Regions from separate parts of the Homo sapiens genome. Here regions 1 and 3 are each linked to region 2. The links are chromatin contacts, found by Hi-C or POLR2A ChIA-PET in ENCODE. All regions are on one chromosome and are shown on one strand. The core of a region is the stretch at or near the end of the contact, and the rest is flanking DNA. Distances in the headings are between cores, read along the strand shown.

Region 1 (3,901 bases), core at 1,195-3,694, 1.5 Mb after region 2:
GCCGCTGAAGGAGTGTAAGGAGGAGAGTCAGACAAACTTTTTGGTTGCAGTGCTTTCCATTTTTCATTTTGGAGACAGTGTCTGCACTCCCAGGCTGGAGTACAGTGGCGTGATCATAGCTCACTGAAGCCTCCAACTCCTGGGCTCAAGGGATCCTCCCTCTTTAGCCTCCCCAAAGACTGGGACTATAGGTATGTGCCATCACTCACAGCTAATTTTTTGATTTTTTATGGAGAAGAGGGTCTCACTGTGTTGCCCAGGCTGCTCTTGAACTTCTGAGCTGAAGAGATCTTCCCACCTTGGCCTCCCAAAGTGCTGGAATTACAGGCATGAGCCACCACTGTGTCTGGCCACTTTAAAAAAAAAACTTTTTTCTTTTTTAAATTTTAGAGACAGGATCTTGCTGTCTCCTAGGCTGAAGTACAGTAGCAGATCATAGCTCACTGCAGCCCCGAACTCCTGGCCTCAAGCGATCCTTCCACCTCTGCCAAATAGCTGGGACCACAGGTATGCACCACCGTGCCCAGCTAACTTTTTTTTTTTTTTGAGACGGAGTCTTGCTGTGTTGCCCAGGCTGGAGTGCAGTGGCGCGATCTTGGCTCACTGCAAGCTCCGCCTCCCGGGTTCACGCCTTTCTCCTGCCTCAGCCTCCTGAGTAGCTGGGATTACAGGCGCCCGCCACCACGCCTGGCTAATTTTTTGCATTTTTAGTAGAGACGGGGTTTCACCGTGTTAGCCAGGATGGTCTTGATCTCCCGATCTCATGATCCGCCTGCCTCAGCCTCCCAAAGTGCTGGGATTACAGGCATGAGACACCACGCCCGGCCCCAGCTAACTTTTTATTTTGTTTGTTATAGAGATGGGCTCTTGCTATGTTGCCCAGAATTGCTTTACATTTCTAACTGGACATACACCCAAGGGGCTGGTCACAAGTGTTTGCCACATTTGGTATAGTACATCTCACAGTATGCCACAGACGCTCCGCAGGCTACACTCACACAAGCTGTTCTGTGCATGGGTTATTATGGCTTGTGTATCCTGCGTGCCCATGAAGTGCCACACGAAGTGTGTACTGAAAGGGATGTGTGTGAATGCCTCAGAGGCCAGAGGCAGAGCTTGGAGCCAGAGAGATGGGAGCGCCTCAGGACCAGAGCTGGTGGAGTCATCCTAGCCGCGTGGGATAGGAAACCGTATTTTCTGTTTTCTGCTTTGGTTCTCAGAGAAGGCAACGGTTGTGTTGGGCCGGTAGGTGCAGGGGGAAGTATGCCAGCAGAAGTCTAGGAGTCAAGGACCCTGGAGGTGGAGGTGAACGGAGGGACACCCACTCACTGCTGGTGAGCGGGCATCTTAGCAGTAGAAACCTACATTTTGGAGACTTGGATATTGTTGCTATTTATAGTTTCAATCATGATTCCCCTTAGTTTTCTCCATCTTTTGCTTTATTACTTTTTTTTGCAAATGTCAGCTAATTTTAGTTATACTCGGGATAAGGCGATTGGAATTTTGATGGGCATGGTAGAAATCAGAGTTAAAAACAACAACAACAGCAACAACAAGCAGAACTCCAAGGGGAAGGTGAAGCTTGGAGGTTAAATGCTGAGAGCCCTGAAGATGACTGGAGCCCCTGCTCCCATTCCGCAGCATCTCCTAGCCCTCTTCCCTGCTTAACCTTTGGAGGGTCTTGCACTTTTGTTTTAAGAGGAAGCTGTTCTGTGTTCTTCACAGCTGATTACTTGCTACCAAGGAGGTGGCATCTCCAAAAACTTGCCTTCAACACTGGTTTGTGGCTGTACAACAGTCAAACAGTTTCTCAAAGTGTGCTTTGTGGCCCGTCAGCACCTGAAGCCCCCAGGGGCCTGTCAATTGCAGAATTCCAGCTTCCTCTTCAGACTGACTGCATGAGTCTAAATATCTGAGTGGCTGGACCTCCAGATCTTCATTTTCAGCACACAACTACTTAATTTTTCAGCACACCAAAGTTTAAGAGCCACTGCTGCAAAATCTCAGCAAGTTGAGCTGAACTCTGAACTCCCTCTTATCTCCACAGTCCCTAAATGGGGAGTATCATTTTCCCAGCTCCAAGGCGACATGCCTGAATTCCTTCAGCTTGAGTGGCGTGAACAATGTGGGTGCCTTTAAAAGGCTAACATGCTGCCAAAAGATAACCACAGGTGGACATGGCTCTGGATGGGACTCAAAGATGTGGGTTGTTTCCAAAGATAGCAATACCAAACCCGTGCTGATGACTCTGTGTGTCTATATGTGTGTGAAGCTGAAGAGCCTTATATAGCGAGGTGAGGCCCCAGGAAGGATTTGCGGAGTACAGTGCGTTCCGCACGCTCTTGAACGTGCGTGTTCTCAGAACTCTGATATGTGTGTCTCGGCAGCTGATCTGTAAGGAGGTCACCACGTGTCCACATCTATCTTTGCAGACTGCCCCATCCAGCTTAGTGAACAGCTGATAAATGCCTGTAGCAAGCAGAGCGAGGCAGCTGAGCCAGAACTTTTACAAATGGGAGCAAACATCTGCCGTGGTTGCTCGTGGTAGAGGGGCTGTTATTAGTGTTATTACAGTTGGGGATGGATAAACTGCGGAGCCTCAGATGGTTCTGTGGAGATGGACCAACAATGGCACCACAGGTAAGAAGAGGAAAGGCACACCCGGCAGCCACTCCCTCTTGTTCAAATGTTGTTCTCTTGGTTGTTTGTTGATTCTCCCATTGTATTAGTTCATTCTCACACTGCTATAAGGACATACCTGAGACTGGGTAATTTACAATGGAAAGAGATTTGATTGACTCACAGTTCCACAGGGCTGAGGAGGCCTCAGGAAACTTGCAATCATGGTGGAAGGAGAAGCATATGCATCCTTCTTCACATGGCAGCAGCAAGGAGAAGCACAGAGCAAAAGGGGGAGAAGCTCCTTATAAAACCATCAGATCTCATGAGAAACGCACTATCGCGAGAACAGGATGGGGGAAACTGCCCCCCATGATTCAATTATCTCCACCTGGTCCCTCCCATGACACATGGGGATTATAGGGACTACAATTCAAGGTGAGATGTGGGGACAGGCACGGTGGCTCACTCGTGTAATCCCAGCACTTTGGGAGGCTGAGGAGGGCAGATCACTTGAGGTCAGAAGTTTGAGACCAGCCTGGCCAACATGGTGAAACCCCATCTGTACTAAATCCCATTAGTATATAAATTAGTCTGGCATAAAATATAAAAATTAGTCTGGCATGGTGGCAGGCGCCTGTAGTCCCAGCTACTCGGGAGGCTGAAGCAGGAGATCACTTCAACCCAGTAGGTGGAGGTTGCAGTGAGCCGAGATCACGCCACTGCACTCCAGCCTGGGAGACAGAGCAAGACTCCCTCTCAAAAAAAAAAAAAAAAAAAAAAAAAAAAAAAAAAAAGAAAAGAAAAGAAAAGAAAAAAAAGAAGAAAGAAAGAAAAAAAGAGATTTGGGTGGGGACACAGCCAAACCATACCACCCATCAAAGCAGGGCACTCTCTTCCCTCACCTGCTTTACTTTTCCTCAAAGCACCCACCATCCCCTCTGGCATAAACGCCTGGATTTATTCCCAGTCCCCTTCCTGGAACATGAACCCTAGGGGAGGCTTCCGGGATGTTCTGCTCACACATGGGAGGAGCTCAAAGAGCCTTTGTTGATTGAATCGATGATAGACAAGCTATCTCAGAGGAAGATTTGAAGTGACTGGGAGCTCCTTCTCAACCCTCTCCCTGAGACCTGCTCACAGAGCATGAAGTCTAAATTCTGGCTCTGAATGAGTCTGAGCAACGCCTGAGTGCCCAGCAACCTCAGCTAAGCACAGCAAGTTTCGGTTTGTGGCTTCCTCCCTGTGCCGAGCAGATCCCATCCTTGGGGAGTCCCCAGCC
Region 2 (4,257 bases), core at 704-3,203:
CTGCATGTGACTCTATAATTAGCTCGACAAAAATTTCAGTTGAAAAAAAGCAAGGGTCTTTCCTTGATTATTAACTTGTTTTAAAGCAACTGATTGGAAACCTACCTTGAAATTGCAATGTAATTGCAATCTATTTAAAGCAGTGGTGTTCAACAGACCTTTCTGCAAGGATGGAAATATCCTAAATCTGTACTGCCCAATACAGTGACCACTAACACATGCACATATTGAGCACTGGAGATGTGGCTAGTGCAACTAAAAAACTGAATTACAAATTTTGCTTAATTTGAATTTATGTTTAAATGGCCACCTGTGATAGTGGCAACCTATGGGACAGCACAGAAATGAAACTTGACCTTATTCCCAATTCCCTTGTAAGTAGGAAGGAGGAACACTCACTTTGAAACCATGCAATTGTCCCATAGGACAGATGTTTATGGTCTCTTTTTTTTTCCTTTTTTTTTTTTTTGAGAGGGAGTCACTCTGTTGCCCAGGCTGGAGTGCAGTGGCATGATCTCGGCTCGCTGCAACCTCCGCCTCTGGGGTTCAAGCAAGCAATTCTCTGCTTCAGCCTCCCAAGTAGCTGGGATTACAGGCGCCTGCCACCACACCCAGCTAATTTTTGTATTTTTTTTTTTTTTTTTTTTTTTTAGTAGAGATGGGGTTTCACCATCTTGGCCAGGCTGGTCTTGAACTCCTGACCTCATGATCCACCCACCTCAGCCTCCCAAAGTGCTGAGATTACAGGCGTGAGCCACCGCGCCAGGCCTGGTCTCTTTTGAATAAACAAATTGACCCTCCCAGTCTAAAAACTTGAGAAATTTACATTTGTCTTATCTGAGTTCCTTTCTCAGGGAACTAGCCATCAGTCCTCCCAGATAGCACCAAGGAACTGAAACTTATCGGATCACCACATCTGGAAAATCAGACACCAGACCCCTCACCTGCAACAATTGCCTGATGCCTGTTGACCCACTCCTCTTCATCTCTCCCTAACTCCTGCTATTTTCCCACATGCAGTTACATTTCTTCCCTGCTATATCCTAATTTTAATCAGTTGAGAAGATGGATTTGAGACTGATCTCTCCCCCCTAGGCTGTAGCACCCAAATAATGCCTTCTTCCCTGACAATAATGGGGTCTCAGTGACTGGCTTTCTGTGCTGTGAACCACCAGACCTAGACCAAACTCCTGGCATTTCTCTAACAATTTCCCACCACTGAACTAAGTTATAAATTCTGAGGATGGATCCCTGTTTCTTCATTTTAAGATGGGGATTAAAAGGTACATCCTAGAGTGTTATTGTCCGTGTAAAATAGGGCTGTGAAACCCCCTACACCTATGCACAGATAAACTGATGGCCCTGCAAATGCCCAGAGAAGTAACCTTATAAAGATTTAGTGAATGTTTCCCACCATTATTGGAAAATCTGGCTAAGTCAGTAGCTTTGTTTTCATATACTTAGGGGGAAAATCAACAAAAACTTGATGCCCTGTTATTTCCTTCCAGTTTCTTCTGCAACTCTAGCTCCAAAGACTGCAGTTCCTGCAGTATTTTTTTTTTTAGAACACCAGGAAAAAAAGAAAAAAAAACCATGCAAATGTACTATTTCTTCAAACACAACTAGGAATGATTGAACAGCTGGGAGAATATGAAGAAAACCCCTCAGAGAACCAAGGGCAAGCAGTGAGTTCAGATCTAGGCACATGGCCACTAGGAATGGTTCTTCACTGCCACGTGGGCAGCCAACAGCCAGTAGCTAGAGACCAGCCTCGGTCTTCGGCCTGCGGGTTCTGCAAAGTCAGGCTAGCTGGCTCTCCGCCTGCTCCGCACCCCGGCGAGGTTCCGGTGGGGAGGGGTAGGGATGGTTCAGCCCCGCCCCGCTAGGGCGGGGCCTGCGCCTGCGCGCTCAGCGGCCGGGCGTGTAACCCACGGGTGCGCGCCCACGACCGCCAGACTCGAGCAGTCTCTGGAACACGCTGCGGGGCTCCCGGGCCTGAGCCAGGTCTGTTCTCCACGCAGGTGTTCCGCGCGCCCCGTTCAGCCATGTCGTCCGGCATCCATGTAGCGCTGGTGACTGGAGGCAACAAGGGCATCGGCTTGGCCATCGTGCGCGACCTGTGCCGGCTGTTCTCGGGGGACGTGGTGCTCACGGCGCGGGACGTGACGCGGGGCCAGGCGGCCGTACAGCAGCTGCAGGCGGAGGGCCTGAGCCCGCGCTTCCACCAGCTGGACATCGACGATCTGCAGAGCATCCGCGCCCTGCGCGACTTCCTGCGCAAGGAGTACGGGGGCCTGGACGTGCTGGTCAACAACGCGGGCATCGCCTTCAAGGGTATGGGGAGGGGACGTGGCCTCCCCGAAGAAGAACCGATGCACTGGGGCTCCTGGCGTCTGCGGGGTCCATAACGCCTCCCTAGGGAGGAGAGGGAGGAGCTAGGAGATGCAGGGAGTGCAGAAACCTTGGAGAAAGTGAGAGTTTTCCAGCCAAAGGGAACTTTGTGTTTCCCTGGCTGGGACTCTTGGGGATCTTTTTCAGGTTTTCTGCAGTTTTTCTGAATTGAGCTTTAAGGCAACTGGATGGATTTTGAACTGATTTTAAAATAAACGACAAATTGCAAAAAGAAAAAATGGTTATGCCAAGATCCAGTGTGTGCACCCTTCATCCTCCTTCCCCCAATGGTGCCATCTTACAAAAATACTAGAACATGATCAAACCAGGAGATTGACATTGGCACAATACTGTAACCAGATACAGACTTACTTTAGGCAGAGGGCACTAAGTTTTTTTTTTTTTTTTTTTTTTTTTTTAGTATCATTGTATAGAATTTTACCCCATGGGTACAATGTATTAACTATGTTCTCTTTCTCTCCTAAAAGTTGCTGATCCCACACCCTTTCATATTCAAGCTGAAGTGACGATGAAAACAAATTTCTTTGGTACCCGAGATGTGTGCACAGAATTACTCCCTCTAATAAAACCCCAAGGTGAGTCTGATGGGAAACAGCGCACCTTCTCTTTGGGGCTTGATTTGGCCCCTGCTTGCCTGGGATTTCTCCTGCAGGCTCCTGCTTCCTCTCCATGCTGCACGTGCACTGACCTCTGTGCTTTTTCTCCTGCCAGCTGATATGTGCCATTTTGCCTCAGGACTTTGTCCTCACTTCTCCCACTCCCATGGCCATTCGTCCTCCCTGTCGCACTGGTCTTTGCACACCTGGCTGACTCTCATCCTTCAGGTCTTAGCTCAAACGTCTCCTGAGAGATGCTCTTTATTTGCTCCATTCCCCTCTGCGTGGGAGTCCATCCTGTACCCTTTCTCTGCTCTTTCAGAGAGATCTTATTCAGGCTGGTGGAGGCTTTACTACCACCAGTTCATTAGGCCCTTCTAATACCTGTCACCTGTCTGAAACACTCCTTAAGCTCCCAACCACATGGTTGTCTTGCTGCCTTTCCATCTCTTCCTGATGCCTTTCCCCACAATCTAAGATATTTCCAGAGGATCCCTATCCTTTTCCCTAAGTCGTTTGGGACACAGACCCCACCACCCACCCACCAGGATCCTGCAGGTCACCATGCCCCACCCCTCATAATCATTTACTAGGTCCTAGGAGTTGTGCCCACTGAGTTCCTCCTGAATCCGTCTCATTGCAGCTCTACAGCAGGCCCTCACCTGTCCCTCTGGACAATTGCAAACCCTCACAAGGCACCTCTGGTCTTGAGTCTTTTCCTCTTTTCCTTTCCCAGCATCCTGCGTACTGTCTGCATGGTCATGCCTCTCCCAAAATCCTTCAGGAGGAAAGTCCAAGCCCTTAGCATGGTTCACAGAGATGTCCATAATCTGCCGCTGCTTAACTCTGGGCCCATTTTAACTCCCCTTCAACGTGCTGAAGGTGCTGGACATGACTATCACATGTCTTTGGTTGTAAACTGCTGTGATAGTTACCCTAAGTAATGGGACAGGAGATGAACCCACCCATTAAATAACACAGCAATTAAGCAGCCACTTTTAGAAAAATTTAAATGTGTGGCTTCGAGTTGGGTACTTGCATGTACAGCTTACTCTCAGCTTTTATCCTGTTTCCCTGTCCTGTCGTCCTGTTAAGTTGTGCTACTTCTAAGGCTCTGGTTCACCAGGACCTCAAAGGGCAGCTCTTCCAAATCTCACCTGACTCTACTCAGCCAAAATTCGAAGGCAGGAATGAACTTCTTCATGCAACTACCACCACACTTTCTATGCGTATTCCTCTTAGAACTCAT
Region 3 (4,004 bases), core at 155-2,654, 1.1 Mb before region 2:
GGAATTCTAGACTGACATTTCTGGAGAACCTTGAGAGCTCTTGTTGTGTACTTCATGGAATCCTCAAAACCAATATATCCCAAACTAATCACTTGAATGGATTCCCCAGCTCACTAGAGATAGGCAGTAAGGCTCTTTCTCCCTCCATCTGTCTCTTAGAGACTATCTCATAGTTTTCAGTCCTGCATGCTTATATGGACAAAGGGAGGAGGCAGATGTAGGAATCTTTTATTCAGGCCCCTCACATCTCTAAAAGATAGTCCCACTTTGGTGCCTGTGATGTTATATTGTAGTGGTTGGTGTATTTGATTGTCTCCCTTGCTACATAGTTATCATGCCAAGGACAAATTTTTGTCTGTGAATGGAGAAGAACGAGGGAAGCTCAAATCCCTGCAACGTACTGGCTTCCTGACCTGGATTGGACAAGTCACATAATCTTTCCAGGACTAATCCAGTGTCATCATGTGTGGGAAATTTTTGTATGTGAATTTTATGATACTATACATATATAAGTGATTTTTAAGAGGCCATTTATTTTCTCTTACAGTTTTCCAAACTTTGCATGTATTGATATAATAAATGTTTTATCACTGATCCAATCCATTCTTCATGCATTCATCATTACAATCCTCCTATAAATCTGCTTGTAAATCCCAAGTACTAGTTTAATTTACCAAGAGAACAACACAAACCTCCCTCCATGTCATAGAAAACTCAGTTTGGAGACACTTTATATTAAACCTTATTCCCAAATGTCATCACCACCCAGGGCAAATGGCTCATCTGACACTGTTAGCTTCTAAGGAACATTTTAATCCTTTCTACTATTGCCAGCATAGCACATGAATGACACCAAATCCACTACAAGTCTCCAGGGAGAAATGCATCGCTGATATGATGGCTTTATCTACATTTACACATTGAGGGGAAAATTGAGCTTGTTTTCATACTTCCACAAGTGCACTCTTCTAGCCCACTTTGCCTTTATTATCTCAATATTTCTGATGAATCGGAATTTTGGCCTGGATTATCCAAAGAATTGTTTCAGATCTCTTTGCCTCCACACGTAGATGGAGCTTTAGGCTATGCTCCTCCCACCCCTTCATAAATTCATGGCTTTTCAAAAATTTTCTTCTCTGTTTTCGTAAAAGCCAAGTGCAAAGAGAGAAACTAACTGATTGTACTTCTTCTTGATATGCCTGATAGTTTTCTGTCATCTTAATCATCACACGAGCAAGACTACTCAACACCCAGGCCTTCTGAGATCCGAACAATAAGTAACCACCAGTCACCTCCACACAGGCTGGCCAGGGGTGCTCATGGGGCAGAGTCCATATTAGCTGAAGACTTGCCTGTCCTCTGCCAGGGAACTCTACGGAAACGAGGGCAAGCTTTGCATGAAACCCCATTTGCAAACCGAAACCGTGAAAAAAAAAAAAAGGTGGTTCAGTGTGGTTTTTACTCAAAACCAGGTGAAGCTTTGTGGTTCAGCCAAGTTTTGACTTGAAGCCGGAGAGAGCTCACTGTGTTTGGCTGGACCTTGTTTTACATTTCATGTTCCATTTGGTTCTGTTTCCCAAACCTGAAACTGAGGGTTCAGATGAGGGGCACAAAATGAATAAAATGAAGTTGACATGAAATGTGGTGTAGATGAAGACAGCACCAGCTTTGTGATGCCAACTCCTGCTCCTGCTCTCTGCCGGCACTCCTTCTAGAAACGGCCTTCCCCACACTAAGTAGTTCCCTGGGACTTTTCTTTAAGGAACAGAATGATTAACACTATACAAAAATAGCAAAGGCTATTTTGCTCTTGTTTATTTTAACAGATCCATTAACAAATCTGTTTTTGTGAGTCAGCCATTGAGACTTTTGAGGAAAACATTTTAAGTAACAGACTGTGACGTTATAATGGCATGAATTTATTTAATATGTTTTAAATATCTACTATGTGCTAGAAATTTTAACTTATTAAGTTCTCACCGTATTTTATAGATGTGGAAACTAGGCTCAGAGTGATTGGATAAATTGCCCATATGCTAAAAGAGAAGGCAAGCAAGTGTAATACTAGGCAGAGCCAGCTAGATGTGGAAACTAGGCTCAGAGTGATTGGATAAATTGCCCATATGCTAAAAGAGAAGGCAAGCAAGTGTAATACTAGGCAGAGCCAGCTAGTAAGTGGTGGAGGAAAAGACTTCCCCCTGGATCTTTTCCCTAGCTATTTTCATTAGACCTCAATACCTACAAATCAGACCGAAGTTCTGCCCTCCGGGATATTATGAAGATACATATTTGGCTTCATAAAGAAGCTCTGCTCTGCTTCTATGGATTTAACCAACTGTGGATCTCTCTACGTATAGATCTGTATATATGGATGGTTGTCTGTATTGAACATGCGCAGACTTTTTTCCTGTCATTCTTCCCTAAACAATACAGTATAACAACTATTTGCATAGCATTTACATTATGTTAGGTATTATAAGTAATCTAGGGTTGATTTAAAGTATACAGGAGGATGTGCACATGTTATATGCAAATACTACACCATTTTAGAAAAGAGACTTGAGCATCTGAAGATGTTGTTATTCCAGAGGGGTCCTGAAACCAATACCCCCATGGATACTGGGGGGTGACTGTACTTAAAACAATAGTGTGTGGTGGAAAGTGCTAAACTTCCTAAAAGTTGTCCAAATGGTGAGCTGTGTGGGTTTAGAAGAGGGGAGAGAAGGCTTCTAGCTAGGGAAGGAGGGGTGGAGAGGGTAGCAATTGCAAAAATCTTTGTAAAAACAGTGACATTTGTGACACAGAAGAGCAGTTGGGTGTGTAGCTCTTGGGGGGCGGAAATAGTTTTGGAGGGGAGACAGGGTGGCTGAAAACAGAGAAGAGAGAGGATTATTTGTTGAAGTGAAGAGTTTATAAAGGAGAGTTAAGGAAAGTAATTTTGGAAAGATGGATTGAGACTAAATTATGGAAGGTCTTGGTTTCACGGCCAGTTGAGTTGTGTTTTATCTGCAGAAGAAAGCTATCAAATATTTTTGAGTCAGTATTCACAAAATCAGGACAAAATGTAGGTGAAAGCCAGAGTTTAACTCTGAAAATTACTTGTGTCTTATTGGAAATTTGGAGGGAGATTGAAAAAAATACATCAATTGGTCTTTCCAAAAAAAAAAAAAAATTACAGAAGAAAAGCTAATCATTTTCACACTGTTCAAGCTCAATGAGATCTAGTTGAGATTACAGATTAATACAAAGCTCTTGCTTACATTTTGAAGTTAGTATTTATTAGCACATATCTTGCAAGAGTATATCATCAACTGCCTTTCCCAAATTGAAAAATTTCCTCAAATATATGGGCTCCTTTTTTCATGATCACTATCCTTCCAGGAGAAAAATAAAATTAAATTTAAATTCTCCCTAATGAGGGAAGTAAAACACTAAGGAATAAGTTTTATCCAGTAGGATTGAGCTTTGGAGGTCCACAAGTCATTATAATTGTAAGACTTTTTCTATCCCTGAATACTAATTTTCATCCCCCTGGGTGCAATATTGCTCCCATTGGGACTGCATGGTGTAGGCCCAAGCTTGCTTTGCCATGACATTTTGACGAACACCGTGGAAGCTCTCTGATGTCTGGTGAAGTCTGCGTCACAGAAGGGAGGACGGATACAATCTCCTAGCCAAATAGGTTGACAATTGATAGGCTATGTGAAAGATTTGATTCAAAAATCAAACAGAGAACCTAGAGAACTACTGGGGAAGACAATATTGCTAGAGCACCATGATCAGTTACATGTTGGTTATTATACGTCCCTTAGGCTACCAGTGTTTCCTGTAAAATAATCTGCCTTTATTTTTTGCTACGCATTCTGCTAGGTGATATCGGTAGAAAAGTTAAAAAAAAAAATGCTAGAGGTGGATCTCACAAAACATAGCAGTGTGAGGGTGAGCATCAACATAGTATGCCTCTGAAGTCTTGAATTTACTCTTGCTATCCAAATTACCTCACT

What was found. Hi-C counts contacts between places; a loop is a spot of excess contacts on that map. ChIA-PET counts read pairs that join two places held with the same protein, here RNA polymerase II (POLR2A). Pooled maps may share reads with other maps.
Region 1: a loop to region 2 is called in a map with no recorded cell type, with 11 times the contacts of the local background. The contact joins the enhancer-like site here to the promoter of CBR1 in region 2. A Hi-C loop is called at or near these places in 2 of 37 single-sample maps with no recorded cell type and 7 of 50 pooled maps. POLR2A ChIA-PET finds 5 or more read pairs at or near these places in 1 of 52 experiments (WTC11).
Region 3: a loop to region 2 is called in a pooled map, with 3 times the contacts of the local background. The contact joins the enhancer-like site here to the promoter of CBR1 in region 2. A Hi-C loop is called at or near these places in 7 of 50 pooled maps. POLR2A ChIA-PET finds 5 or more read pairs at or near these places in 3 of 52 experiments (CD8-positive, alpha-beta T cell, OCI-LY7 and activated CD4-positive, alpha-beta T cell).

The regions. Positions count from the first base shown.
Region 1 is chr21:37,553,710-37,557,610 of GRCh38, forward strand. All of the region lies in intron 1 of KCNJ6-AS1 (KCNJ6 antisense RNA 1), which reads left to right. Among named protein-coding and RNA genes, the nearest start is that of KCNJ6-AS1, 37 kb to the left of the region's middle. RefSeq lists enhancers at 3,561-3,620, 3,831-3,901. Within about 2 kb of position 2,445, at least 4 of the 41 ENCODE cell types and tissues checked have a DNase peak (open chromatin) inside an H3K27ac peak, as active enhancers do.
Region 2 is chr21:36,068,071-36,072,327 of GRCh38, forward strand. It overlaps CBR1 (carbonyl reductase 1), which reads left to right and starts at 1,954. Exons shown (of 3, transcript NM_001757.4): 1 at 1,954-2,334; 2 at 2,880-2,987. The coding sequence starts at 2,046. It overlaps CBR1-AS1 (CBR1 antisense RNA 1), which reads right to left. Exons shown (of 4, transcript NR_040084.1): 4 at 1,572-2,415. RefSeq lists an enhancer at 2,010-2,259.
Region 3 is chr21:34,972,972-34,976,975 of GRCh38, forward strand. All of the region lies in intron 2 of RUNX1 (RUNX family transcription factor 1), which reads right to left. Among named protein-coding and RNA genes, the nearest start is that of RUNX1-IT1, 64 kb to the right of the region's middle. RefSeq lists a silencer at 1,201-1,495 and enhancers at 1,339-1,388, 1,519-1,608. Within about 2 kb of position 1,405, at least 2 of the 41 ENCODE cell types and tissues checked have a DNase peak (open chromatin) inside an H3K27ac peak, as active enhancers do; they include CD8-positive, alpha-beta T cell, where a contact is called at or near this core.